Linked DNA regions of Mus musculus: all the other regions are linked to region 6. A link is a loop called in an ENCODE intact Hi-C map of the cell type or tissue named here. Cell type or tissue: heart. All regions are shown on one strand. Region 1 overlaps Map7d2 (MAP7 domain containing 2). Region 2 overlaps Map3k15 (mitogen-activated protein kinase kinase kinase 15). Region 3 overlaps Map7d2 (MAP7 domain containing 2). Region 4 overlaps Sh3kbp1 (SH3-domain kinase binding protein 1). Region 5 holds the start of Eif1ax (eukaryotic translation initiation factor 1A, X-linked). Region 6 holds the start of Bclaf3 (Bclaf1 and Thrap3 family member 3). Region 7 has its middle 20 kb from the start of Sh3kbp1.

The links. Hi-C counts contacts between places; a loop is a spot of excess contacts. Peaks named below come from ENCODE experiments on the same cell type or tissue, not always from the same donor. Only the 100,000 strongest peaks of a DNase experiment are listed, where the experiment ranks them.
Region 1: it touches region 6 in a loop (3-fold over the local background); 3 of 42 quality-filtered maps call a loop at or near these places.
Region 2: a loop joins it to region 6, with 3 times the contacts of the local background. A loop is called at or near these places in 4 of 42 quality-filtered maps.
Region 3: a loop joins it to region 6, with 3.0 times the contacts of the local background. A loop is called at or near these places in 3 of 42 quality-filtered maps.
Region 4: a loop joins it to region 6, with 9 times the contacts of the local background. A loop is called at or near these places in 12 of 42 quality-filtered maps.
Region 5: it touches region 6 in a loop (6-fold over the local background); 2 of 42 quality-filtered maps call a loop at or near these places.
Region 7: a loop joins it to region 6, with 10 times the contacts of the local background. A loop is called at or near these places in 9 of 42 quality-filtered maps.

Annotation. Positions count from the first base shown.
Region 1 is chrX:159,440,551-159,444,550 of GRCm38, reverse strand. It overlaps Map7d2 (MAP7 domain containing 2), which reads right to left. Exons shown (of 17, transcript NM_001081124.2): 2 at 551-628. Among named protein-coding and RNA genes, the nearest start is that of Map7d2, 28 kb to the right of the region's middle. In heart, a CTCF peak has its summit at 2,217 (motif pointing left); no DNase peak of the experiment used is centred here.
Region 2 is chrX:160,114,456-160,118,455 of GRCm38, reverse strand. It overlaps Map3k15 (mitogen-activated protein kinase kinase kinase 15), which reads right to left. Exons shown (of 29, transcript NM_001163085.4): 20 at 3,214-3,397; 21 at 2,406-2,571; 22 at 1,763-1,937; 23 at 616-801. Among named protein-coding and RNA genes, the nearest start is that of Gm39547, 22 kb to the left of the region's middle. In heart, a CTCF peak has its summit at 1,538 (motif pointing right); no DNase peak of the experiment used is centred here.
Region 3 is chrX:159,450,985-159,454,984 of GRCm38, reverse strand. All of the region lies in intron 3 of Map7d2 (MAP7 domain containing 2), which reads right to left. Among named protein-coding and RNA genes, the nearest start is that of Map7d2, 38 kb to the right of the region's middle. In heart, no CTCF peak of the experiment used is centred here; no DNase peak of the experiment used is centred here.
Region 4 is chrX:159,959,475-159,963,474 of GRCm38, reverse strand. Sh3kbp1 (SH3-domain kinase binding protein 1) reads right to left here. Exons shown (of 18, transcript NM_001135727.2): 15 at 1,582-1,710. Among named protein-coding and RNA genes, the nearest start is that of Map3k15, 27 kb to the left of the region's middle. In heart, a CTCF peak has its summit at 29 (motif pointing right); no DNase peak of the experiment used is centred here.
Region 5 is chrX:159,370,357-159,374,356 of GRCm38, reverse strand. Eif1ax (eukaryotic translation initiation factor 1A, X-linked) reads right to left here and starts at 2,179. Exons shown (of 7, transcript NM_025437.5): 1 at 1,942-2,179. The coding sequence starts at 1,957. In heart, a CTCF peak has its summit at 2,361 (motif pointing right); DNase peaks (open chromatin) are centred at 1,716 and 2,376; H3K4me3 peaks cover 2,576 bases; H3K27ac peaks cover 1,320 bases.
Region 6 is chrX:159,530,693-159,534,692 of GRCm38, reverse strand. Bclaf3 (Bclaf1 and Thrap3 family member 3) reads right to left here and starts at 2,025. Exons shown (of 12, transcript NM_001033472.2): 1 at 1,858-2,025. In heart, a CTCF peak has its summit at 2,168 (motif pointing left); DNase peaks (open chromatin) are centred at 1,382 and 2,082; H3K4me3 peaks cover 1,438 bases; H3K27ac peaks cover 712 bases.
Region 7 is chrX:159,605,503-159,609,502 of GRCm38, reverse strand. No RefSeq gene overlaps it. Among named protein-coding and RNA genes, the nearest start is that of Sh3kbp1, 20 kb to the left of the region's middle. In heart, a CTCF peak has its summit at 2,405; no DNase peak of the experiment used is centred here.

The DNA.
Region 1 (4,000 bases), 90 kb after region 6:
CCTGGCAGATACAGAAGTGGATGCTCACAGCCGTCCATTGGACTGAGCACAGGGCAGTTAGTATTCTTAACAATGGAAACGGCAGGGTAGTGGTGGTACATGCCTTTAATCCCAGCACTTGGGAGGCAGAGGCAGGCGGATTTCTGAGTTCGAGGCCAGCCTGGTCTATAGAGTGAGTTCCAGAACAGCCAGGGCTACACAGAGAAACCCTGTCTGGAAAAACAAACAAAACAAAACAAAACAACACAACAACAACAATGGAACCATCTCTCCACCCCCGCCCCCTCAGTGGCAGCAATTGTTGTCCATAGCTCCAAGCATCCTGCCTAGGATATAGTGGAGGGTCAATATTTTGTGAGTGAATGGTTTATTAATTCCAGCTTTTGTTATCATGCAAGTTACTGTGTGAGTTCACACTCAAGCCTCTAGACTCGTCTACCAGTCTTAGTTCTCTTTCCAGTCATTCACAGATTTCTAAAGACCTTTAGAAATTACCTCATTTCTACTTTTCTACTTTTGTGAACTTCAATAGCCAAAGTATACAACTTACCCAGACATTTTTCTCTTTCTTCTCGTCTCTCTTTGGCTAATCTTTGTCTCTCATCTGATTTTAAAAATCCATCCATTCCTGTGAGATAGAAAACATAATTTTCAGTTTTTTTATTCTTCTTTATCTACTGAGTGCTAGAGATGGTTGGGTACATGTCCCTCTTCGTCTGGACATACATACACATTATCCATTGTCACCTATTCATTTCAAGGAACTCACTTCCTATCATACATTCTCAGCCAGCCCCAACAATTCAAGGGCAGCAGTCATGGCTTCCACCTGTGCTTTCCAACGTGTGGTGTAGTGGTGCTGACAAGAGTCCTTTAGCTAATCTTTGTCCCAAGGCCTGACCTGGAGGGGTCAGAAATGCAATTAAGTGACACAGAAACCTAGCTGTATGCAGAGACACTCATTAGTCCTATTCTAATCTGGCTTGAAGGTCCATGGCAGAATAGTTTAGGGGAGAGCAAAAGCCACAAGGTGAATATGATTTTGGATATCAAATATTATACAGTTGAAAAAGATTTCATGTTCTGAAATAAGTCAACTGTGGCAAATACATATAAGTACTTTAGACCACTGCAAAATGTATCCCTCAAATTTAATTTTAGTTCTGACAAATTTGCTTTGATGTCAATCTTAGTATCTCAGAATTTCAAAAAATAAATATACTTCTATGTACACAGCATGCAAATGTCTGTAACAGTTAAGATGAAATGAATAATACCTATCCCCCCAAATGTCTAAGAAATATCCCTGCATCTCCATATCCATACCCCACTCCTTTCATGTCCCTAAAAAACTTTCTAAATTCAAGATTAAATAAATAAGTGCTAATTGTCCCTTGGAGGGACAATTACAAGAATAATTCAGTCCTTGACTACAAACTGACATAATTCATGTTTAGTTTTAGTCAGTTCTTAATTATGATACTGCCAACAAAATGAATGTCATCATGGATTTAAAGATCCAACTCCAACTCATTCCAAACCGTCAACAATGTGACTTCAACTCCTTATCTAATTTGACCTCACCACTTCTCCCCTCCACTAATATCTTCTAGTTTACATTGCCTGCCCCTCGTTCCACCAACACCAACACTGCCATCTTTTTAACCTCGTCCACCTTCTAGGCTCCAAGATCCATGATACTCCATGCTCCCATACCACTTGTGAAGCCCTTACTTCATCCTTCTTTCCTGTACAGAAAAGTAACTTCCTCTCCCTGGCAGCCTCTAAAGTGATATATAACTGGGACTGCCCTAGGTTTGCCTAGGTCCAACTACTACCTCTTACACAGGGTGTACAACACAACACACACACACACACACATAGTGCTGAAATTGATAGAGGAATAAGAAGAAAACATAAGGTCTTTTCTTAATTTAGGTTTTAGTCTCTATCTTAAGTTCCACTCGGAATAATTTGTTCTGTCTGAAAAGCTTTTAAAAAAATAAAAAGCCTGGGAGGCCTAGTCACATGCAGCCAATGTACCTACTCTCGACCTGAGCCTCTGTCTTGATGATAAGAAACCTGCTTTACATATGAGGCAAGTCAGGGGAATGATCAAAATGCTCTTTAACTAGACAAAGAAAAACTGGAAGGAAAAAGAAATGGTCAAAAAGCTGCCCCAGAAGGCTGTTCCATGGACATGCAAGGTCTCAGGCTGCCCTCTTGTGGGCACATGTAAGACACAAGTTTCCCTTCTAGAAACTCCTTATGATCAGGGACATGGTCAGCAGCAGCTTCATCATAACAGAAGTAACAAACAAGCAGTTACTATGGACCAACTGCAGCCACGCGTGGTGATAGCACATGCCTTTAATCTCAGTCCTTGAGAAGTGAAGGCAGGAAGGTCATTTTCAATTATAGGGCTAGTTTAAGGCAAGCCTGAAATCCATGCTACGTTTTACACACGCGCATGCACACACACACACACACACACACACACACACCACTATGAACAAAGTACACTATATGAATTTATTGGCCTCAACCACCCTATGATGACATCTTACAAGTGTAGAAACAGGAGTACAAAAAGGTTAATTAATTTGTCCCAGGTCACATGGTTAAAAGTAGGCAAACTGGATTCTATTTAACCTGGGAACTTGACTCGAACACTCTCACTTTCAATGACCAGTTTTTCAAAGGAAATGTAGCACCTTCTTTGGTGCTTTGATTCAGCAGACTAACAAATCATATCCTGATCCCATGAGCCTGAAAGTCTGGAAAAGAAGTACAAGTCTGACAGAGAAGTATGAAATAGGCAGTATTGAGAGCCAAGTATGGGCACAGCTGTGCATAGATGCAGCAAGTATCCCTTCAGCTCATTATTCTTCTCTCAGACTGATGGTTTGGAAATATTTACTCCATGCTATCTTAGAGACTGATGCTGGCTGGAGAATGGGTGAAAGCTGTAAGACTCAACTTAGGTTCCTCATGGCTTAAGCAAGCAATTCAGCTTTGCTGCACTAATAAAAAGCAAAACAAAGCAAAGCAAAGCAAAACAGCCTAACATGGGTAAGGTGGAATCTCTGTGCTATCCATTTGGCAGCCATGAACTACACAAAGACAAACAAGTAGAAGTTCAGTTCCTAGGTCACATAGCACACATTGGATTGCTATTCTACTGCATAGAAATGGTGGAGAAGCCTGAAAGGTCATTCCTGTGACTCTTTCCCCTCAAGTTTAGTTACTCTGGGTCAGATGAAAAAAATCAGTATGTGAGTTCAATCAGGATTGAAGTTTTACTGGGTACGGTGGTTTGAGTGACAAGTGAGGGGCCCCCATAGGCTCATATATTTGAATACTTGGTTCAGGTTAGTGGAACTGTTTGGGAAGAATTAGAAGATGTGGCCTTGTTGGAGGTGGTTTGCAACTGTAAGTGGGCTTTGAAGTTTCAAAGGTCCCTTCCCTCTTCCTTTCCACCCCCTTTGCCAACTGTGAAGACAGGATGTAAAGCTCTCTGCCACTGCTCCAGTGCCAAGTCTGACTGCTTCCCACCATGATGATCATGCACTAAGCCTCTGAAACTGTAAGCAAGTTTCCCAACTAAATGGTTTGTTTTATACGAGTTGCCTTGGTCATGATGTCTCTTCACATTAATAGAACATTAACTATAACACTGGCTAAGAAAGCTAAGGTCCCAACCCCTCCCTCTTCCTCCTCCCTCTTCCTCCTCCCTCTTCCTCCTCACAGCATATATGTCTCTCCTATTTAATGGTCTAAACGTTTCAAGAACTTTCTATTTAAAGAAAAGCTAAACAACTTATCTCCAGCTTTTACCTTTTGACTACTGACAAACTTCCAGAGGCTAACAAGAGACCTTTGGGCTCATCTCAATGTAAAAAGAGTTGGAAAATAAATGAAATGTCCACGGACTTGATCAGATACTACCCACAACAAAACAGCTAAATTTAAGACAGAGGAATCATGTGAGATTATCACA
Region 2 (4,000 bases), 580 kb before region 6:
AGACAGGGTTTCTCGGTATAGCCCTGGCTGTCCTGGAACTCACTCTGTAAACCCAAGTTCTGGGATTAAAGGCATGTACCACCACTGCCCAGCTCCATTGGACTTTTAAGAAACAGACTTATTCAATTTGCTTCTATTCCCACTGAGATGAATCGTGCTGCGCTGTCCTGGATTTCTGTCTGGTTCATTCTTCTGAATGAATCTTTCTCTAGATGGACCCTAAGTCAAAATGGATTCTAAAAGATGGGATCAGTGTCATCAGGCCCCTTGGTTGTTAATTCAAGGGACATTTATTGAACATCTATGACATGACAGACTGACTATATTGGGAGCATGCAACAAGATAAACCAGATCTGGCTTTATAATTGAAGTAACATACAGGCACAAAAGTATAGCCACTGTGGTGGCCAATGCAAATTCCCATATCCCATGCTCTCTCAGTGGTCAAATGCAATTGGTACACTTCACAAAGTGATGTTATTACTATGTGCTTAATGTTTACAAACTTTGGGATTCAGGCTATTAACAAATGAGAAGGAATGGGTGCTATAGAAGAACAGGGTGAGCTAACTGGTTTGGCTATCATGTTCTCCAGGGCCCGATAGTGCACTCACAGCATCTTGGAACCCAAACAGAATCAGGTGAATCTGGTTGATGGATGAGCTGTCAAAGTCCAGGTCCACCTTTAGTTTTGATATTGTGGCTGCCATCACCCTGTGCTCTGGGGAGCGGATGAAGTCCCTCAGGATTCCAATTATCTGTTTGATGTGGCTAACTGAGAGAAGCAACTCTTCTGAACTCTGAAAATGATACACACACACACACACACACACACACACACACACACACACACACGAAAATCATTTTCATTTGAGTGAGTCGGAGGGAAGGCAGGAATTTCCAAATGCGTTGTGGGAAAGTAGACAGTCCATTTGCTAATGGAATTGTGGAAGCTCCTGAGTAAGGATGCTCCTGAGTCCCATCATACCCTTCCTGGAGGTCTTGGGGATCCTCCCCAAGAGGTGGGTATACAGAAAATGTCAGCACTAAGGCAGCTGGGAATGGTCCTTGCTTCCTGTCTGACCACTCTACAGAGGGCTAGGGAAGGTAGAGCTCATAGCAGGACAATGGCCTCTCTTCAAAGTATCTTCCTGTCTATAACAACGGGAGAGAGAACACTTTGCTACTACTTTGGCCTGCTTCAAACTTGGTTTTCTTCCATAACCATTCTCCCTACAGTGCCTGTTCTCTCCTGAGTGTAGGCTCTAGCACAGTGGGTCTCAACCTTCTTAATGCTGCAACCCTTTAATACAGTTCCTCATGCTGTGGTCCCCCAATCTGAAGACTTTTGTTGCTACTTCATAACTAACTTTGCTACTGTTATGAATTATCCATACCATGTGATATGTGACCCCAAGGGGTTTGCAACTCAATAGGATGAGATCCATTGCTTCAGTGTGTCATATAAGGGGAGAGGGGGAGACCAAGGGAGTGCTAAGCCTCTTAGAGCTTTCAGCTGACATCCAGTTTGCTTTCCACCAGAGGGCAGCACCAGCACACCAATGCCAGGAAGCATTGCAGTAAGCTGAAAACCTCCTTTTTGTCAGGAAAGAGAAGGGTGTTGGGCAATAAGTATAGTAATCACTACAACTATGAGAATGTCCCAGGATGTAGGACACTTTGCTGTCCCGTTTACACCTGTTGGAGAGAGGAACTGGGCAGAGTCGGTAGGATTATCAGATGCCTTTCCGCAGCCTGTACCTGGACCACACACTCTTGCAAGTTGGAAGCCACTTGGTTCTGTTCCTCCCAAAGGATTCTGTAAAGGATGGCTCTGCGCTCACTGTCCTTGCGCAGCAGAAAGAGACCAGGGTCCCTCTCCTCTGGGGGTAAGGCTGTGCTTCGGTCATCTAAGGCTGGGCTTTCATCTGGGACACTGCAGATAAACATCGTCAACAATTTCTGTGTGTCTGGGAAGGGTAGCATGTTGTGCCCTTTGGGGAGACTCCAGAAGAGGAATTGTGGAAAAAGGCTGGTGGGTAAGGTGTGTGGTATCCCCTCTCCCCTTCTTGACTACCCCCTTGGTATCTAGTGGGAGAGAAATAAGGAGATAAGGGGCCCAGAGAGAGGGGAAGAGAAGAGGGAGAGGACAGGGAGGCAGATAGGGTAAGGGGAAGAGGAGACTAGAAAGGGGAAGTGTGGAGGGGGGAGGGGAGAGAGGAAGAACAGGGACAACCAGAGAAGAGAAAGGACAAAAAAAGGACACTGGGTGAAGACAAGTCTCTTTGGTCACCCTGCTTCCCTGCAAAACTCCTTTCTGTAACCCAGCAAGTGTTCTGCTACTGAGGAACAACTGGTATCCTTCAGAGGACTGCCACAGGGGGACAAGAGACAATGACAGTACCTGAGAAGGTGGCTGAGCTGATGTTTGGGCACCTGGACTTTCTCAAAGAATGCATCAGGCTGGGCATCCGAGTCTGGGGAGATTGAGCCATGCTCGCTGCTGCTGCTGCCCACAAGCTCTCCTGATGAAGGCAGAGCCAGAGTACCAGTGCCACTCCGAACACCCTCTGTGGAGAAACAGCCAGAGAGTGGCCAGACCCCCATACAAGGACCTGTTAATCACGGACTCCTCTAATCCACTGCTACACTGTCTAGTAGAAGGATCCTAGTGAAAATGTAGGGTTGAGGCGGGCCTCACAGTAAGGCAGCGACTTGGTGAGCCACACTGTCACAGCCTCTGACTTACCCACTCAACGAAAAGAGGAAAACGTGTTTTCTTTTAGAGGCCAACCTTAGTTTACAGACAGGACTTAACTACATGTAAATGTGTCCTTCCCCAGAAAGCCTGTGTGTCCTTTTAGTAAGGTCAGTATCAACACAGGATGACAGGCCAGAAGCAGCAGGCTCTACATGTGGGAAAGTTACAAAACCCCAGACAAGAGACCTCTTGCCTTCCTCCTCTTCACATTCCTCAAAGAAGTACTTGAAGTACAGGAACGGGATCAACGTGACGCTCCCTGTGTCTGTCAGAAAACAGGTGGACAACTGGCTGGGTTTGTATACTCCAAACCTCTGCGAGGACTACTGCTGCTCTTCACAGAAGTGGGCCTAGCATGGCAAGAATGGTACTCCAGGGCCCCAATTTCTTTCTCTGAGCAGGAGAGAAACTCAAACCTGGGGCGTACCCCAGCTGTCCAGGTCAGCCTTACCTGAAGGCTTGAAAGCAATTCGGTTCTTTTTGCCTTTGTTCACCTGCCTTAAGAACCCTTCTTGGAGAAGGTCAGCAGCAGTGACACGTTTCTGAGGGTCAGGCTCAAAACAAGACAAGATGAAGGCTCTGGCTTCAGCTGAAAGGGCCTCTGGAATTTCAGGGTGGATCTTAAACATCCCTACCTGCATTGAAGGGACAGTTAACAATGTCAGCATGGGTGAATTCGGGTGCGTGCACTTTCAATGGAAGTTGCCATCTCATGAGAAAAGCTTGGTGACATTTATTTAGATGTCCTGTTGCTACATGACATTTCTGCTCCTCCCATCTACAAATGGAGTCAACTTCCCCTTCCCTGAAGTCTTAGCTAGCTTCTCATGACTTATACCAAGAAAGGGTCAGGAGAGCAATATGGTGAGGCTTTCAGGACCTAGGGCTGATAAAGCCTGGGAGAGCGTGCTCTTGGGACCCGGATACCACCAATGTAGAAGAAGGGAGCCAGGATAGACAACTACATGGAAAGAGTAACTGATCCCTCCCTGCTGTATCTTGCCCTGTCACACGGTCCTGCCCCAGCAAGGCCACCAGTTGGACACACCCAGGGGTAAACCTGAGAAGAACGTTGAAAGACCAATAGCCAACTAACTCTGTTTTTTGTTTGTTTGTTTTTGTTTTGTTTTTTCTTTTTCTTGTCGAGACAGGGTTTCTCTGTGTAGCCCTGGCTGTCCTGGAACTCACTCTGTAGACCAGGCTGGCCTTGAACTCAGAAATCCACCTGCCTCTGCCTC
Region 3 (4,000 bases), 80 kb after region 6:
AAAACTAAAGGGGGACTGATAGAAAATATCACACTTTTCTTTCAGATGAGGAATTTGCATTAAACGATACATACATACATATATACATACATGTAACATGAAAATAGAAAAGAAAAATAGAAAATAGAAAAGGGACTGTTTGGTGAAGGAGGAGTAGGAAAAGGTAGTGGGGCAGGAAATATTGCCAAGATACCATTTTATATTTTTATATATATATACGTATACATGTGTATATATATATATATATACACATGTATACGTATATATATGCAAATGTGAAAATGAAATCCATTATGTTCTATTTTAACTAAAACTAGAATTAGTATAAATCAATCAATCAATCAATCAGGAAAAGTCCTCTAGTACAGAATGATCCAGACACTGTTGTCTGGTGGTCAGAGAAAGAGGGAAGAAAGGGAGGGGGGAGGAGAGGAAGAGGAAAAGGGAGAAGAGAATAGAGGAAGAGAAAGAAAGAGGCAAGAGGGAGGAAGGAAGGGAAGAAAGGAGGGGGAGGGGGCAGGCAGAGAGAACAAGCTATACCTTTTCTACTGCTTCTACTATACATGTTCAAGGATGAAACTCAAGCCCACAGTGGTCCACAATAGGGCTCTTCACAAGAGGTCTCCTCTCTACAAACAGATTTCTATATATAGCCAGGTAGTTAGCCAAGGCCCTCTAAGAATAGCCAGCCTTTAGCTGAGTCAAGTTTTTGTTTGGATAAATTCAGAAATTTCTTGTTTTGCACCTACCCAGTTTGAGTTTTACTAGCCATTAAGCAATGACAGTGTGAGAAGTTTAGATGGGTCAATCCAACGGAAAAGGCGAAGCTACTTTTTGAAAGAAGCTTTTCTTAGTTATTTGTTAGCACAAGAATCAAGAGTTGATCTTTTTCTAAATCCTACCTTCCAGGGCAATTAGTCAAGAAGCTACACTGAATAAAGATTAGATGAGAATAATGAACTGTCCACCAAAAACTTGAGTTAGAAGAACTTGTTCTAGAACTTAAATTCTGAAGGTATGTGGCATCTTGGATGCTATAGGAAGTCACCTGAAGGTGACTTCTACTAAGAATATTAGTTTGTTTAAGGACAGGGTCTCAAGTGGATACTGGACATGGGCTCCCTCCATAAGAAAACTGCTGCCACTGCCATAGTCCTGCCAATTCTTAAGACCTTTAAGAGTCAATGTATTGGTTTTGCCTGATAAAATGATATTCCAGATGATCTGGCATTAATGTAGCTAAATCATTAGTGGCTTTGTTTCAGGACTTTTTTTTAAAATTTGGCTCTGGCCATTTGTAAACCCCTAATGTGATACTAAGGGATACTGAGACTACCAACTTCTGTGATGGGACACATAAGTTTAGGAAGACACCTTTAATCCCAGCACTCGGGAGGCAGAGGCAGGAGGATTTCTGAGTTTGAGGCCAGCCTGGTCTACAAAGTGAGTTCCAGGACAGCCAAGACTACACAGAGAAACCCTGTCTTGAAAAACAAAAACAACAACAACAAAAATGATTTTATAGCCACGTGCTGTTGAGCATTTAACAGCTCTCATTGAGCTCTTCATTGAGTTGATCACTGAAGGCTTCCTTTGGAGAACTTCCATAGTGTAGAGCAATCCCACTTCCACAGAGATCACTCATGAAAACATTAAGTCTTAGTTAGCATCAGCAGTATACTAACCTGATGGAGTGAACTGGTTACCCTATGTGTGGAAAGTCCTTAAACTATACCTGGGTCTCCTGGGACCCTGAAGGTGGGTGCAGGTGACAAAGGCAAGCTTCTCCTTCCTTGGGTTGCTAAATAACCTTAGAAAACCCAGCTCTCTGCATAGACCTAACCTGCCAAAACTGTGCCACATTGTTCCTAGAAAAAATAGAAAAGCATTTTCAGGTTGTTTTCATGCTGACCAGTGGTCAGAGCATATCCTCAATTATATTAAGGATAAAAGAAAGCACAGAATCAGAAAATATCCAGACTATAAAGTACTACAGATTAGGCTGTATCTAACATAATATCCCTTCATCAACAAGGAATATGAGACTGACTACATTAAGTGCTTCCAACACTAATGTTCTATAAAGAAAAATTATGCACAGAAATTGCCTCCAAAGTGGACCCTTGTGACATTGCAGGATGTGCTGAAGCAAGAGAACCATCTAATGTGACACTGCATAGTGTTCTTTCCTGGAAGAAGTAGTTACAGGCTTTTGCCTGAATCAGCAGGATGTCAAGAATTAAAATGTGAATGCAAGGGAGAAAGGGACAAACTCTAAGTCATCAGGGAAAGGAGGATGGGAAGAAAATAGGCAAGTCCAGTGACTCATGAAAAACATACAAGCTAAGAAAGGATAAATCTATCTTAAACTACCCAAACACCTTCTCATGCATTGGCTTCCCCTTCCAAAATTGAGGATTGAACCTAGGGACACACATGTGTTAGGGAACTGCTTTCTCATTAATATATACTCTCAGCCTTCTTTTAAAACTATTTACTCTGAGATACAGTCTCACTAAATTGCTCAGGTTATCCTTGAACTTATGCTATAGCCAAGGCATCTCCTGAACCTTTAATCTTTCTGTCTTAAACACTTAATTAGCTACGGTTACAGAGCTGTACCACCAGACCCATGTGAATCTTGTTTTGTTTTCATTTTAGGATTTTTATCCTGAATTTTTTTTTATTGATACATGGGCTAATATAGCCGAGGTTAGTTTCATAGATTCAAACTGTCTATGAAATCAAGGATAAACTTGAACTTCTGAACCTTCAGCCTCTATTTCGATGTGACTTTTTAAAATAGTGCATAGACTGTTCCATGTCTTCTGGCACTCTATCTTGGTTTTGCCTCCAGCAAAGTCAACTAAAGTAACTGAAGACAGTTTCACATTTCTAATCATTATTTTGTACTAGGTGGTTCAATCTATGGTCAATGTGCATTATGTCCTCTTTAAAACTAAAAAACAGAAAGTGGACTCTGGCTAGGGAAGCAGGTAGGCAGACTGGAATCTTTATAGCTCCCTCTGCTCCTCTAAATCTAATCCTCCAGTTTTATCCTCAGCTGGACAGCAGAACACCTGCTTCCTTTCTCCCTGCCCACATCTCCAATGGACCACACAGAGTTTTCCCTCCTAACCTCCCTCCCACTACTCACTGTTTTTATCTCAGTCACCAACTCCAGCAGGCACTCTCTGGGAAGCCACAAAGGGAATCTCACCAGATAAACACACAAAAGCAACACAAAGAATCTATAAAATTTTTTAAAAGTTAAGTTTTCTGAGACAATTAGCAATCCTGACAAACTCTTATCCAAATTAACTAAAAGGCAGAGAGAATTTTAAAAATTTTTAAAAGTTAGAAATGAAATAGGGAACATAACTCCACACAACAGGCACTAAGTAAATCCAGAGAATCATTAGGAGCATACTTTAAAAACCCTGAACTCCACCAAACTGGGAAATCTAAAAACAAAAAACAAAACAGAACAAAACAAGGTAATTTTCTCCATACATACCAGTTACCAACATTAAATTAAGAGCAGATAAGCAATTTAAATAGCCTCTAAGCCACAGTGAAATAGAGCCACTCATCAAAGGTCTCCCAACCACAGGGTCCAGGGCCAGATTGTTTTAGCATAGAAACCTACCAGATTTAAAACAAAACAAAAAAAAAGGAGTTAAGGAGTTAATGCCAATACTCTTCAAATTATTCCACAAAATAAAAACAGAAGGAACACTGCCTAATTTGTTTCATGAGACTACAGTCACCCTGATACCCAAATCACATAAAGACCCAACTAAGAAAGAATTACAGACCAGTTTCCTTTATAAAGCTAGACGCAATTTTACTCAATCAAATACTTGCAAAATTAATCTAAGTAGACATCAAAAAGATCATCTACCATGATCAAGTAGTCTTCATCCCAGAGATGCAGGGACGGCTCAATATACAGAAATTTATAAATGTAATCTACCATATAAACAAACTAAAAGACAAA
Region 4 (4,000 bases), 430 kb before region 6:
AACTTGAAAAGCCACTATCAGCCAGTAGGTGTCACTGTAGAGACATCATTGAGATAACAGAGAACAGGAAACTGAAGTTATGCCTATGGTCATCAGAAAACTAAACAATGAAACTGGCCTGAATCCAATTTCAGTAAACAGAATCCTTTGAAAAGGAAGACTGCCTTGGCTTTGTGGGTAATTAAAATTGATCTGTTTTATAGGATCATGTTCTGCTTACTGTATCAGATTTTCAAGAAAATCCGCAATGCAAACACTCAAACCTATGAGGAGAAAAATCCCATCCAACCTTTGATTTCTTTGTGCTGATGACTGCTTCAAATGACTACTGTTTTTGTGCTTCTAGACATTAAAATGTTGCTAAAATTCCAAAAAAAACCCAATCCGACCTGACGATTTTCTTAGAAGAAGATGGAATTTAAAAGTCGTCATTTATTTCTAGGAAGATCTGAGCGCGCAGGAGAGGCTTCCTCTACAAAGCTGCATGCACTGGCTGAACAATGCTCTTTTGTGGTGGGACTCTCACCCAGGGCCTTGCACACACTAGGCAACTATTCTTCCACTGAGACACACTTCTGCTGGTCACCCGCTTCTCTCCCTTGGTGTCTCTGTCTCTACCCTCTAATCCCTGCGTGTGTACGTCTCTCTGCGTGTGTCTCTCTGCGTCTCTGCGTGTGTCTCTCTGCGTCTCTGCCTGTGTCTCCCTGCGTGTGTACGTCTCTCTGCGTCTCTTTCTTTCTTGAGATGGAGATTATTCATTTACTATGCTATCTAGGCTCAAATTCCCCAAATCAAGTGATTGCTCCCACTTCAACCTGCTGAGCAGGCGGGACTGTGGGTGCTTGCTAGCACAACAATGTTTTCTTTGTTTCTCAGAAACAAGCAACTTAAATCAGCTTTACCATTTCCTGGGCCCCGAGTGAAATTAAAATGCTTTAGAGGCCAAATTTACTCTAAAGCATGAATTCAAGTCAACTTTTCCTTAAGAGATAATGTAAGTATAAAATTAAATACATATATATAATTTTTTTGCCAGTTTTGAATATAAAAGACAAGGCCTATGAGCAGAGAGCACAACATGTAATGTAGTCTATCTAGATACTCCACAGCTTTTTAAGTTGATCAGGTGACAGGGGTGTCTGAAGGCTTTTTTTTTTTATAAATGTGACAGGATGAAGAACGCTGACTATAAGTGAAACTAGAAAATAAACACCTGTATGCACAACTCAGAGACTCTGCAGCATGTCTTAGGAATTCTGTTTTTTGTTTTTGTCTTTTTTTTTTCTTTTTCGAGACAGGGTTTCTCTGTATAGCCCTGGCTGTCCGGGAACTCACTCGGTAGACCAGGCTGGCCTCGAACTCAGAAGTCCGCCTGCCTCTGCCTCCCAAGTGCTGGGATAAAAGGCATACGCCACCACCGCCGGCGTGTCTCAGGAATTGTGATGACTACAGTAATCACTGTCACTAAAGAATGACAAACATCCATACCCATTGTCTGTTTATCTGTCTTGCTTGGTTTCTAACCCATTGTTAGTACACCCATGGAAGGGCAGGGACACTTCACCCTGGCTGGTCACTCACTTGGGATATGGTAACAGTCTTGGAAGTCTTCTTTGACACGTCTATTCCTCTGTGCGCAAGCGAAATGTGTTCCTCTTTATCTTCTTCGGGACTTGGGGAGTCAAAGATATCGGGGCTTGAAAGGGAAGACTGGATAAAGCCAAAAGAAAATGCCTTCGTCAGAATCATACCTTAGCTGACACAGCTTTGTTTATGTGATGCTGTTAGCTTCTCAAGGCACTCATCATTTCTATTTGATCTGCCTCTAAAACCCTGTGAGGCAGAAAGTATGCTGTTATCTTCTTATAACAGATAACCATATGGCTACCTAGCAGCAGGACTTGGACCAAGCCAGAAGAAGCTAATCTAGGAGCTGCCCCTGATGCCCATCAATCACTTTAACCATGTAACCATCTGTTGTATAGCTTTTCCTAGTCTCTCTATTCTCCAAACATTTGTTACTATGTACCTTAACATGTGATAAGTGGTCCCAGCTCTTGGGGGCTAGCAGTATGGTAGGAAATAGCCCATGGCCAATAGGAGACTGCCTCATAGCCTCCTCTCCTTCACCCTCCTCTGGATCCTTCCTATTCCTTGACCCTACACGTGGTACACATACACGTCCCTTGAAGGATGCATCTGAGAGGGGGCCATTTCTAGAGGCAGGGGATCATGAGTAAAGTGCATAGCCCTACCCACTAGCATATGCTCTCTCTCCTTTGGTATTTGCTACTAATCTCTGCCCTCATTATTATGGACAGTAAACACCCATTCTGGTGTGTATTTGCTAAGGTATATTTATTTATAGAAAGGCAGTACCATTGGGTAAAATGTGGTTCTACACCCATGCCCTTTCTGCCTCACTGTGAAATCACTATAAAGACCCAAAAACTGAATGGGGAGCAAGTCAGCAGAATTCTCTTGGTCACAAGTAATTCCTTTGCTACAATGCTTCAAGTTTAGAACAAAACAAATGAAATCAAGAGTTCCTGTTGCAAGGATTCTTTATAAAATAAATTGTCTTCTAGAAATACATTGCAGCAAGCTTAAATTCAGCTTTGCTTTCTACCCTGAGGTAATAAATGGTTCTAACGGTAATAAAGAATTACCATTTGAAAATGAAAAATTATGCTCACAAATATTTTTTCTTCCTTTTATCCTGCTTACTAAGACAGAAACTTAAAAAAAATATGGGGAGGGATTTTTAAGTCAAGGTTTTGTTTCAAGAGGTCTTATTTGTTAATCTTCACTTAATCTGAAAATCCAATTACCAAAAATATGGCCTCTCACACCAAGCATTCTTATTAATATAGGCTTACCTACTCAACCAGGATGCAATACACAGATCCTTTCAAGATTTAAAAAGCTTCCTTCTATACAATGCATGTTGCATGAGCTTGCCCTTTAGGGTTTATAAACATAACCAGATCCAATTAGTAAGAAAGCACCCAGGCCAGGGAACCATAACTAGTGTTTCTTCAATTATTCCCCCACTAGCCTTCCTTATCCACTAATCCCATTTGTTAGGAAAACCCCGACAGGTGCTACTTTTAAGAGTGAAGAAGAAATTCCGAGTGTACATCCAAATGGGGATGGATAAGAATGAGAGACAAAAATCTGCACACTATACATCATTAAAGCACCAAGGTTTTAAGTCCAAATAAAATCACTCTCCATAAGATGTTAGGCTTTAAGTCACCAAAAGAAGCCTTCTCATTACCATGTGTATCCTTGGCACCTGGCATAGTGCCCTGTCCTCAGGGGACAGATGTCTATGAATATATGTTGACCAAGATATTAAACAACTTGTACAGCCTAAAAGGAGGGTGGAGATCAGCTACCATTACTTGGTCTCGAAAATACACAAATCTCTCAACACAGGCTGTCTCAACAAGAGGGGAACAATTTGAACCACTTAATATTTAGTTCTGGAAAGACACAAGGCTCCTTATACCTTAAAAGACTGATGAAGCCTAGGAAGGAAAACAAAAATGAGGAAGGGTTTATAGAGAAGACACTAGTGGTAGAATTGACTAGTAGGAATGCAAACATGCCAAGAAGCAGCTGGATAGGCTGGGTGTGTATGTGAAGGCTGGGGTGGGTAGAGTCAACACAGGAGAAATAAAAGAAGGCAAGTTACCACAGAATTCTAAAAGAGTTTAAGGAGGCCACTTCTTCAAGTCTTCATCTCAAAAAAAGAAAAAGTATCAATACAAAGTTAGGTGTCGTTCATACAAGGAAGAAAAATAGGACAATTCAAGCTATGCTTCCAGACTCATTAGATGGGAGAGCTCGAAGGGAGTGGCATCCCCGCTCCCCGCCCCCCTCCGCCCGCCATGATAAAAGCACAGGTGAGACTAGTGATGAGGTGGAAAGAGAAACAACCCGAGAAATCCGCAAATGGTTAAATCCCTTGGTATATCTGGATGGAGATTATAAG
Region 5 (4,000 bases), 160 kb after region 6:
CTTCTTAGGGCTTACAACTAGTGTGACAACTGGAAATCTAGTAGTCACTAGAGTTAGGGTGAGATTAAGACCCCTCATCTACTGAGGTGGTCCAGCTGCCATCTTGGAAGAGGGACATCTACAGGTAGGAATTTGAAAAGTGTGAACATATTATGCTTATAATCACACCTTTTCCAAGACAATCAGCAACAATCCTTGCACAAAGACTGGCAACCTTCATTTTTGAGGCCTAGCATTGATATGGAGACAAGTTCAAGGTCAGCTGGGGCCACATAGCAAGACTATCTTTTTTCCTCTGGCCTAACTTAATTTTTTAATTAATTAATTATTTTTATTTATATCCTGACTGTCCCCCAACATCCCGCCTCTGAGAGTGTATCTCAGTCCCGACCCCCACCATCTTCTCTCCCACTGAGGGCAGACAAATCAGTCCTCTGTTACATTTGTGGGAAGAGTTAGGGGAAGGACTGTAAGACTCTCTTAAATCAATCTGTCACAAAACTGTGACCAAGTACTCAGTGGGCTAATGTAAATGGTGATAGGCACAAAGAGTAATTAAGTTGACTTCTTGGAACCAACTTTCAAGCAGAAGAGAATACTAGTGGGTGGACATGGGACAAGGTCCCAAGGATGAATGAGCAAAGACTTTTATGGTTTTTTTTTAAATGTGTGCGTGATTGTGGAGGGGTGGGGGAGGCAGAAGAGGGCATTGGATCCCCTGGGGCTGGAGTTACAGGCAGTCATGAGCAGCCCTATGTGGGTGTGAGAACCTAACTTTGGTTCTCTTAACCAGGAAGGCGTTCATCTCTTCTGCCCAAAGGCTTTATTTTTATTTTTTTTCTAAAAAGGGAGCTTCTCTGTGTAGCCCTGGCACTCACTCTGTAGACCAGGCTGATTGACCTCAGCAATCCACCTGCCTCTGCCTTCCTAGTGCTGGGAGTAAAGGTGTGCGCCCCTCCCCCCACCCAAGTTCATCCTGTGTAATGTGTTCCTCTCCTGTGGGAAATAAAAGCTTTCCACTACTTTGTACTTTATATTTTTGAGAAATTACGAGGACAACGAATATAGCAAGCCTGTAATGCCAGCTACTCGGGAAGCTGAGGCGAGCGAATCCCAAGTTCAATGTTAGTTTAGGGTTCCGGGGCAGCCTGGAGACAGACAGAGCAAAGCAAAGCGGTAGAGTGCTGGTAAAGATAGATTTGATCCCATAAAAAAAAAAACACCACAAAATACTGTAAATATATAAAAATGAGAATGATCTTAGGAACGCTGCACTTCTGCTTAGAATTTGTAATCATTTTTTTATTTATCAAAATATATACACGATCAGAAGCAAACGTGGAAAAGTTGGCTCAATGTGGGTCAAGGGCTCTGTGGAAAAAGTTAAGCCCCGGTAAAACTATGGAGCAAAGTGATTCTCTAGGGATGAAATTTGCGAATGCATCAAAGTACTGGCCACTGGCTACACGGGTGCGGCCTCACCAGTACCAACTAAGTGTCCATAAAAAATCCTAGGGAGGAGGTGCCAGATGGGCACGAAAGCAAGCGAGGCATCACCCTTTTTCAAAGTTCAGATTGGCTCCCAGGGCTTAACTCCCCAGGTGTTGGGAGCCCAAGAAGTCCGAGGCAGGTGTTCCCATGAGTCCCCCGGGCGCCGCGGTCAATGTGGCGCGAATCGGGGGCACGAGCCCATATTCTCACACAGGAGGCCCTACAAAAAAAAATGGCGTCGGCTCCACCCCAATGTGGCCAAACTGGGAGCCAGGAGTAACTTCCCTGCGCTTCTGCCCAGCTCCAAGTAGGACGCAGAGAATGCAGCCCGAGGAGAGGCAAGAAAAGATGGCAGGAAGGTCACTGAGGCCTGGGCTGACCTCGAGGCCGAGAGCAGCGCCAGGGAGCCGGCGGGGAGCAGAGCCCCGGTCCCGGCGGCGGCGTCCTTACCTTTATTCTTGGGCATGGCCGCAAAGACTGGCTGGCAGCGTGTGGGACCGCACTCAGGCTGGCGGCAGGAACTGCGGTGACTCCGACGGGCAACGCCGAGAAGTGCGCGCCACGAAGACCGTGCGGGAGGTCGGGAAGCGTGCTCAGGAGAGGCTGGTCACCCGTGCTTGCGAGAGCCTCCCGTGCCCACGCTCGGCAGTGGCAAATGGCGTCGCGGCAGCGGGCGGGGCTTCTCCCCGCCCTCCTCCTCCTCCCCGCCCTCCTCCCCCCCCCCGCCCGCCCGCCCGCCCGCCCGCCCGCCCGCGGAGCCCAGCCTCCCGCGACTCTAAGGCGCAGGCGTGGCCAAGGGGCAGTCCTAGGGTGGGAGCCTAGGGAGAAGCCTGCCAGGGAGGCGTTCACTGCTGCCAGTGGGCACGCAGTAGGTGGAGTGGGGCCTCCGGCGTCCGGAAGGGGGCGGGAGGGGCCCGGGCGGGAGGGGCCCGGGCCCTGCGTCACAGTGGAGGCTTGGAGGAGAGGAGGGGAAATTGAGGTGGTGCAGGCTGCTGGCTTGGGCATCATCTCGGCTTCCTAGCCAAGTGAGCCCCAGGCTTGACAAGGTGCTGACTCACTAACCTCAGAGTTGAGTTTTAATGGGGCCCTTTCACCAGCCCAACCAAGCTGGAAATCTAAGGGGGAAGGAGAGAAGGCACTTCTGCCATCCTCTTCCAAACTTTAATAGAATATTTGCATGATACTTAAAAATAAATCTTGTCCCTAACTCACTGTAGCTAAGTCTGTTTATAATGCTCAACAGAATGCCTGCACATGGTAGGTTGCTCAGCAGACATAGGATAAAAGGAATGGAAGAAAGTCGATGTTAGGGTCCAAATCTCCCAATATTCATGCTGAAGTTCTAACCTGTATGTATATTACTCTGTTTGGATATAAGATCATTAAAGAGCCTATATTGAAATGAGATCCTTAAGACTTGATGCCAAGACTTGACGTTAGCATGGTAACATAGGCCTTTAATCCCAGTACTGTGGAGGCAGAGGAAAGTAAACTATGAGTTACAGGCCAGCCAAGGCTACAGAGTGAGACCCTAACTCAAAACCAAAACCAAAACAAAAGCAATTAGTACCTAGGCATAATGAGGCATAAAAAAGAACAACCAGTTCCTGAGCCCGTAATCATCTGCAAGCCATGAAGACCTCAGAAGAAGCCAGATTTGTCTCTACCTTGACTTTAGACTTGGAATCTTCAAAACTGAGCAAAATAGTAGGTGGGCCTGGTACTCATGCCTATAATCCTAGCACCTGTGAAACTGAGGCAAGAGGATTCCTGCAAATCTATGGGAAAGCTGGGCTACATAGTGAGTTCCAGGCTAGCCTGGGCTACATAGTAAGACCCTGACTACAAAACACACAACACAGTCAAGAGAACGTACATTTTTGATGTTTAAACAACTCGCTCTCCCATTCTTTATTCTGGTGGTTCCAGCAAAGGAATACTGCATAGATTCTCAGAACAACTAACTTCACTTCAAACTAGGTTTATTGGGGCCAGCAAGATGGCTCAGTAGGTAAAAGCATGTACCAGGAAAGTCAGGCAAGCTGAGTTGAGTCCCTGGAACTCGTGGAAGGAGAGAACCAACTCCATAAAGTTGTCCTCTGACAGCCACACCTACCCCTCCATTCTGGCAATAATATAAAGAAATTTAAAGGTAAGCTTATTTTAAATGATCCTCTTGGGAACATTAGCATTTTAACATTCTCTAGGGAAGGAGACTAAATGAAAGAGAAATAAGGTATAATGAACCAACAGTACTTCTCTACCATAGACATTTGGCAATGTCTGGAGACATTTCTGGTTGTCAGGAGTGGAGGTAGGAAGGAATGATGTTGATGCCAGAGTAGAGGCCAGAAATGCTGGCAAGCATCCTACAGCTGCTGCCCTGCCGAGAAACTCAGCGACAGATAGATTTCTCAGAGTGTAATTAAAAGATGACAGGGGAAACCGGGCATGTTACCACACACCTTTAACTCAGCACTCCAAGTCTGAGGTGGCAGGAACTTCTGAT
Region 6 (4,000 bases):
GTCTGTTTCTTGAGAGCTGGAATTAGAGATAAATACTTTGCTGCTGGCTTTTTATTCAGGTACAAGGGATCTTAACCCCAGTTCTCATGATTCCACAGCAAGTATTACTGACTGGGCCATTTTCCCCAGCTCCAAAAGTTTACATTTAAAATTTTTGTGCTTCAAGATGCTTCTGTGCGCCGGGTGTTGGTGGCCCATGCCTTTAATCCCAGCACAAGGGAGGCACAGGCAGAGGCAGGTGGATTTCTGAGTTCGAGGCCAGCCTGGTCTACAGAGTGAGTTCCAGGACAGCCAGGGCTACACAGAGAAACCCTGTCTCAAAAAAACAAAAAAAAAATGCTTCTGTGCTCTGAAATTTTTACAAGAAAGTAAAACCTGCAGTAAGTAAGACAAAGTATGTGAAATATACTTTCATAAATGTCTCATATGACCCTAAAAGGTAAGACACACATTATAATCCCTTGTTCATTGCTGAGGAAATACCTTAGAAAAAGTTAAGTGATTTGGACAAGGTAATCAGATATAATTCAAGTAAGTCATAACTTCAAACTTTGTTCACTTAGAAAAACCCTTACTAACTTGTTTTATTTTTTTTAGAACACGGAGTAACTGGGAAGCTGAACTGCTATCAATAACCGAGGAAAATAAAACAAACATGACTGGCATGCACCTGCAACCCTGGCATTTAGGGGCCAGAGACCGGGAGTCAGAAACTCAAGGCTATCCTTGGCTACACTGTGAGTTCAAGACCATCCTTTCTTTAAAGACTCCCTTTTTTTAAAAAAAAGGAAGAAAAAAAGAAAGCCTCAACATAAATGAACAAACAAGCCTTTTAAAGTTTTGGACCTGTTCACATCTAGGGAAAAAGAAAAGTTTAAATATGCCAGGCCTGGCCACGCAGGCCTATAATCTACTCAGGATGGAGAGTGGGTACAAAGTTCGAGGACTGCCCAGCCTGACCAATAGAATGAGTTAAACAGCATCCTGTGTTGAGTGAGACTCTATCTCAAAAGGTACATAGCTCTACGGTGGAGTGCTTGCTTGCCATGGGGAAGGGCCTAGCTTTTCTTTCCAGGCTTATAAAAGAAAAGAAAAGTTAAAAAGGTAGCCTGACCGGAAGCCTCGAGGGCCCTATTTTCTCCTGGCCGTTTGGAATGTGTTCCAGAGAAGCAGTCACTCAAGGTGTAACTCAAAAAAAAAAAAAAAAACAAAACAAACAAAAAAAAAAAAGCATATTTCGAGGGCTAAGTTTCTCTAGGGCGGTCCTGACCGGTGGCCCAGTTGACTGAATTCCTCCCAGGGAGGTCTGCGCTAGCTAACTAGCCTTTGACCTTGTCCGCGGAGGATGCGGCTCCCGAGGCCAGAGCATCTTTGGCGGACAAAGCCGGGAGCATCGCTCCGCTCCGGAGGGCTCCGCGTCCTCGGGCTTCAGCCTCCCGGCACCGCCCCCTCCCTGGTCCCCGGGGACCCACGCGGCAGGAGCCTGGCGCCGCCACCTGCCCGCCGCCGTGGGCGGGCAGACCTGGGGGTTGGGGGGGGGGGCGGGCAGGTGCCCGAGCTGGCGGCGGCTCAGGAATAGCACCGGCGGGGACAGCCTCAGAACCCACCCCCCCTCAGGGCAGAGAGCCAAGCGGGCGCGCCAAGGGAGCCTGAGCCTCGAGGGGCGGCAGCCGCTTAGGGAAGGCGCTGGCCCCAGCGTGAACCGGAGAAGGGATGAGGTCCCCGGAGAAGCCAAGTCCGCCCGCAGTCCCGTTCCCGCCCGCCACCGTGAGAACCGCCACTCGTGGGCGAAGGACACACCCTCCCTCCTTCCCAGGCTCGGGCTTCCTCACTCTGCCCACTCCCCGGACCGCTCACCCCTCAGAGAAGTCGTCACCAGAGCCCGTCGCTGTCGCTGTCGCCGTCGCCGAAGCCTCCGCCGCTACAGCCGCCGCCGCTGTTGCTGCTCCCTCACCGCCTCGCCCGTCGCGCAGCTCCCGCCTCCTGCTCCAACCAGCACCCAGCTCTCCCCGCGGGCCGGGACCCGGAACCACTTCCTTCCGGAATGGTCTGGTCCCAACCCCCTCTGGCCCCGCCCACAGTGTCCGCCTCCCGCCCAAACTTGCCTTCAAGGAGGAGAAGCTCGGGTCCAGCCCCGCCCAGACGGCGCCCGCGGGCTCTCTAGCGCCCTCTGCTGGCTGCGCTCTCCCACGGTTCCCTGAGAGACTAAAGTGCGCTCGCGAGTTGATCTGGCTAGAAGGAAGAGAAGCACCCCAGGTGGTGCAAGTCTGGGACTCTGGAGTTGAGGATCGCGGCCTAGAAGTCAGCCCTCAACTTGGTTCCCTTGATCTTCCTGCCTTGTGTGCAGTATCCGCAGATAGAGGCAGAGGTATCGGCCAAGGTTTTTTTTTGTTTTTGTTTTTGTTTTTTTTTTTTTTTGGTTTTCGAGACAGGGTTTCTCTGTATAGTCCTGGCTGTCCTGGAACTCACTTTGTAGACCAGGCTGGCCTCAAACTCAGAAATCTGCCTGCCTCTGCCTCCCGAGTGCTGGGATTAAAGGCATGCGCCACCACTGCCCGGCTAGCGTCTAGCTCTTTATGTGGCCCATCTATATATCTGAGCCTGCTTCTCCTTGACCTCTGTCCCCACCTATTTAATTTGCAACCAATCATCCAACTTTTCACCATTTCCCATAGCCTCAAATGAAGGGTCTGCTTGGAAAACGGGACCTTCTGAGCTTTCCAAATGGGTTAATGGTCCCAATAAATACCAACCCCTCTCTGCTCTCCTCTCTTTTATATTTTCTTATTTTCTTCTCTTTCTCCTTTCTCTCTACCCTCATTTTCCTCCTCTTTTGTGCCTATAGTGCTCTGTTTGTATGTCCATGTATACTTCCCCTGTGTGGGGTGTGGGGGGAGGTCAAAGGGCAACCTCAGGTGTCATTCCTTGAGAAGGATTGTCCACCTTTGTTTAGGGTGACAGGGTTTCTCACTGGCCTGGAACGTTCCAAGTAGGCTAAGCTGGCTGGCTAGCAAGTCCCAGGAATCTGCCTAGCTCTGCCTCCCCACTACTGGAGTTCCAAGCATGTGCCACCATGCCTGTCTCTTTTTACACAAGGTCTAGGGCTCTGACTCAGGTCCTGATCCTTGCAAAGCAAGCACTATAGTAATAAATCTATCTCCCTAGGATCGCCACCCCCCCACCCCCATTTATCACTCTCTGCCTGCTGTATCTAGAGGGAACCCAGGACCGTGCACTCGGTGTGCAAGCATGCTAGCAAGAAGCTCTCATAACACACACAAACACATACACAACTGCAAAAGAAGGATTTGTTAGAGTAGGACCCACATTCGATCCTGGATAATCCAAACAATGACTATTGGCCCCCGGAAGAAGCAAAACTACGTTAGCTATGCAGTCCAAGAAAGCTGGAAGTCTCAGAAGAAGTGGCATCTGTAATTGCCTACAAGCTTCTTAGAGAGTCTCTGTGTGAGTTAGTGTTGAGACGCTAAAGACTCTGGAATCTGGTGGCCACAGAACATGCCGTGGCCATTAGACGTATCTGCTGAAGAAGTATAAAGCTTGCACACGCTGGCTAGGAATCTTCATTTCTCCACCTTTTTTCCTTTGGAGCCCCAGGCCTATTGGGATGTTGCCACCCACATTCAGAACAGCTACATTCCCCCTCAATTGCTCTCCTGCATGTCAATCATCTCTGACAACACCCCCACAGATACACCCAGAAGTGTGTCACTAGGCATCTCAATCTAGTCAGGTTGACAGATCATGACAAACACATTTTAAGCTACCCACAATCCCACTATTCAACTGCCTTACAGGGAATACAAATGATAGGAACTGCTTCTTCAACTTGAGTGTATATCAGACTCACACAGAGGCTCTTCTTGTTGGGGCCTACCTCCAGAGTTTCTCATTTGGGGACTTTACATTCACTCGTGTTTTTCTTTTCTTTTCTTTTCTTTTTTAGATTTATTTATTTATTTATTTATTATGTGTAAGT
Region 7 (4,000 bases), 75 kb before region 6:
TCAGGAAGGGGGAGTGAGTGGGTTGGGGAGCAGGGTGGGGGAGGGTATAGGGGGCTTGGGGATAGCATTTGAAATGTAAATGAAGAAAATATCTAATAAAAAAGAGTGTCATATCTTTACTATTTTATGTTTCCTTATTTTAATAGTTTAGAAAAAGTAATGGCTACAATTGAACAAATAAATATCTAAAGTGATTATAGTTTTGAAGCGTGAACTACTTAACAATTGCAGTAAATATCCTAAAAACTACACTTCATCAATCTAGCACATTGACAGCTTGTGTTGGCCATCTCTCCTTCCCCAAACCTGCTAAGAGCTAGTGACGGAATATGTGGGACGCCTCTGCCAATGGCAAGAACAGGAAAGGAAACATCAAGGCACTGGATATGTCAAGGGTAGGGCTCAATCAGAAGCCTGGAGAGCCAACGGCTTAGCAGGAGGCCATAAAACTACAGCCTGCAGCACACTCTGAAAGGGACCCCTCGACCAACCAAACTTCTGCAAAGCTCAAGGCTCAGATCAAGGTCATGATGTCATCCTTGCTATACTAAGTAGTTGAACCCTAACTAAAACACATATATTCATCAACAAGTCTTTTAAACTTTTTAAAAGAAAAATACAAATGGACATAAATACATGAAAAATGCTTAATATCATTATCTACCAGGTAAAAGCAAATCAAAACTACGGTAAAATATCATCTTACTCCCATCAGAATGGCTATTATTTTAAATAGCAAAAGCAATAGCAAAAAAACAAAAACAAAAACAAAAACAAATACCCAAAACTTAAAAAACAAATGTTGTCAAGCACTTGGAGGAAAATGTGTCATATAACTAAGTCTATGAAAGACAGTATGGAGCTTCCTTCCAGAAACTAAAACTAGGGGAAGGAGAGAGGGCTACATGCTTACCAGCACGGGCTGCTCTTCCAGAGGAACTGGATTCAATTCCCATCACGCAGATTACAACCATCTGTAACAACAGCAGTAAGGGACCCAATGCTGGCCTCGATGATCACCAGTCATACACAGACATTCATGCAGGCAAACCATACAGACAATGGCGTATGTTTTAGCCATAAAGAAGAACGAAACCCTGTCAATTTAGACAAAATGGATGGAATTATAAGACATCATGTTAAGAAAAGAAGAAAAAAGACTCAAGAAAAAGACAAGTAAGCTGGGTGAGTTTGAAAGGAAAATACATTCATTCCTAAGGTAACACTTAAATCCTTCTGTTGTTACAAGCTTGTAGTCACTTCAAAAGTAGTCGTCAGGTGTCTAGGTCTTGGGTAATACTCTTTTGGTTAATACTAAACCTAGCTTAAGTAGACTCTACAGTTGTGTAAATTTGTAAAAGTATTATCTGAACAACTAGTGAGGTTTCAAACTCTTGTAATTGTAGTTAAATAGTCATTGTATTTTCTTGTGAGCTGTGTTTAATGGTTTTACCTCAAATCAGAAAAAAAAAAAAATGAAGTGCTTGGGTCAGTTAATAAAAAGGTTTTACCCAAAAAAAAAAAAAAAAAAGACAAGTAACACATGTATCACTTATATTCTTTAGAAAAAAAAAGAGACAGACAGACAGAAAGGCAGGCAGACACAGAGAGAGACAGAGACAGAGACAGACAGAGACAGAGAGAAAAGCAGAGAAACAGAGAGAGACAGACAGAGAAAGATAGTGCCACTTCCCAGTGACCAAACATTCAAATATATGAGCCTATTTGGGCTGTTCTTATTCAAACCACCACAGCCATGATGGTGGGAGTATAAAGGTAGATGTGATCTTTGTATGCTATATGCATGTATTTAAGAGGTTCCATTAATTTGTGCAAGTTGTATGTGTTATGAAATGTTGAAAGAAAACATGTGTGCCTACAAAGTGGATACACACATGCCAAAAGTTGACAAGGATTGAGACCAAATTGTTAAATGCTATTACTGAGTAGTCAGAAGTAGTAGAAATCAAAGGGAAATTAAAGTTCTTATGTATAGTTTCTCACTTTTCAGAACTTTCCCCATCAACGATACATGACCTATAGAGCAAGAAGAGCTTACCTCCAGGTTTTACAATATCCCATGCAAGCATGAGTATCTGAAAAACCTACAGACTAACTGCAGCACCTGACATCAAAGACTGTGCATGGAACAGTGACATTGCTAAAGCATCTCTCAAGTCCCATTAGTAATTCATGCACCTGGAAACGTGATTTAGACATTTAGACGTGCTTTAAAGCCATTGCCGCAAATGCACAGATATTGTTCTTATTTTATCCTAGGGTCTATGAACTCATTCCACCTTGATGTGTGATGCTGGTCCTCTGGTTGCTAGGCAGCATTAAAAAACAAACAAACAAAACAAAACAAAACAAAACAAAAACCGGCAGTCCCTCTTTTGTCCATTAGGTGGGGCAAGAAAGCTTTAGAAGATTATCAACCAAAATACCAGGAGCGCCAATTGCTGGTGTAGTTGGGGGAACCCAGAAATTATCCCCAGTCCGTTTGGTGAGATGCTTGCTAAATAACTTTTTTTTTCTGGGACAAAACCTGTTTTCAGAGAGTTTTATAGTAAAAACTCAAGTTGAAACACAAAATGTTTCAATACGGTAAGTGCCCCTGTAACCAGAACCTTTTCCTAGTATTTTTTAAATGAAAAGGTGCTCCAATTGAGGCTCTGAGGAGATGCATCAACTGGTCAAGTGCTTGCTCTGAAGCATGCAGAACACAGTTCAGAGCACCGAAACTCATGGGAAAAGCTGGGTGCTGTGGCCGTATACTATTCTGTGGCCTGCCTCAGACTCCCCATTTCACAGATGTTACAGTTGCACTCTAACCCCAAAGGTTTGTGTGTAGGAGGTGTGATCCTCAGGGGAGTGCTCTTGGGAGGGGATGGAAGCCTTAACTGGGGTCTCGAGAGAAGTCTTTAAAATGTTTGGGAGTGTGGCCTAGAAGGCGCTACGAGGACCCTGGCTCTCTCCTTTTCTCTCTGCTCCTTGTCTCTTGGTGGAAATAGTTTTGGGAAACAGCTCCTGCCGTAACCAGCTGTCTCATTACAGTGTCCAAAGCAACAAACCTAGATTAACACCCACAGGAATAGATTGAGATACTATCATCTCTAAGACTAAGAGGGGGGAAACACTCTTTTCTCCATGTTTGGTTTTGAGACAAGGTTTTGCTCTGTTAACCCAGGTTACCCTTGAACTTGCTTCAATCCACCTGCCTCAATCCCCCAAGTACTGAGATTAAATATGTGCATCATCCATCTTGTAAAACTTGTTCTGGTTTTCTCCTTGAAAGTAGATCTCTGAGAACATTTTGTTACAAGGACAAAAAGCTGACTGGCAGATATATCGGATGATTGACTGATGAAGGAATTGACTGTTGTTGGGACTCTGGGTGAAATGAACAAACATTTAAGACAGGAATCCCAGAGGAATCTTATGGGAGTGGATGGGATGTATCAATATAAATTAGTAATTTCTAACATATACATATGTATATGTTAATATGTATAAGCATGTATGCATATGTTTCCCAGATATGGCTGCTGAAAAGATTTATAGATGTAAAGACCTATGCAGCAGTAAGCATTAGTATCTAAGAATCCCTCTGTAATGCTATCACTCAGGCTGAGAAAGAGAGGTGAGGGAGGGAAGATGGGAGATGTTATAGTATAGTCTGGCAAATATATGCATGCTCATTTGAAACTATTGATGCATTTAAAACTTTTTTTTAAAGTATTTTTTTATGTGTCCGAGTATCTGGCCTGCATGTGTATAAGTACACGGGGTGCATCGTACCTATGAAGGCCAGAAGAGGGCCCCTGGAACTGGAGTTACAGGTGGTTTATAAGTCACCATGTGAGTGCTAGAAACTGAAGTGAGGTCCTCTGCATGAGCAGCAAGTGCTCTCAACCACTGAACCATCTCTCCAGCCCTTGAAGAAAACCTTTGAATGGGTAGGTTGTCATATATGATGATGTCATCCATTTCTAATTAA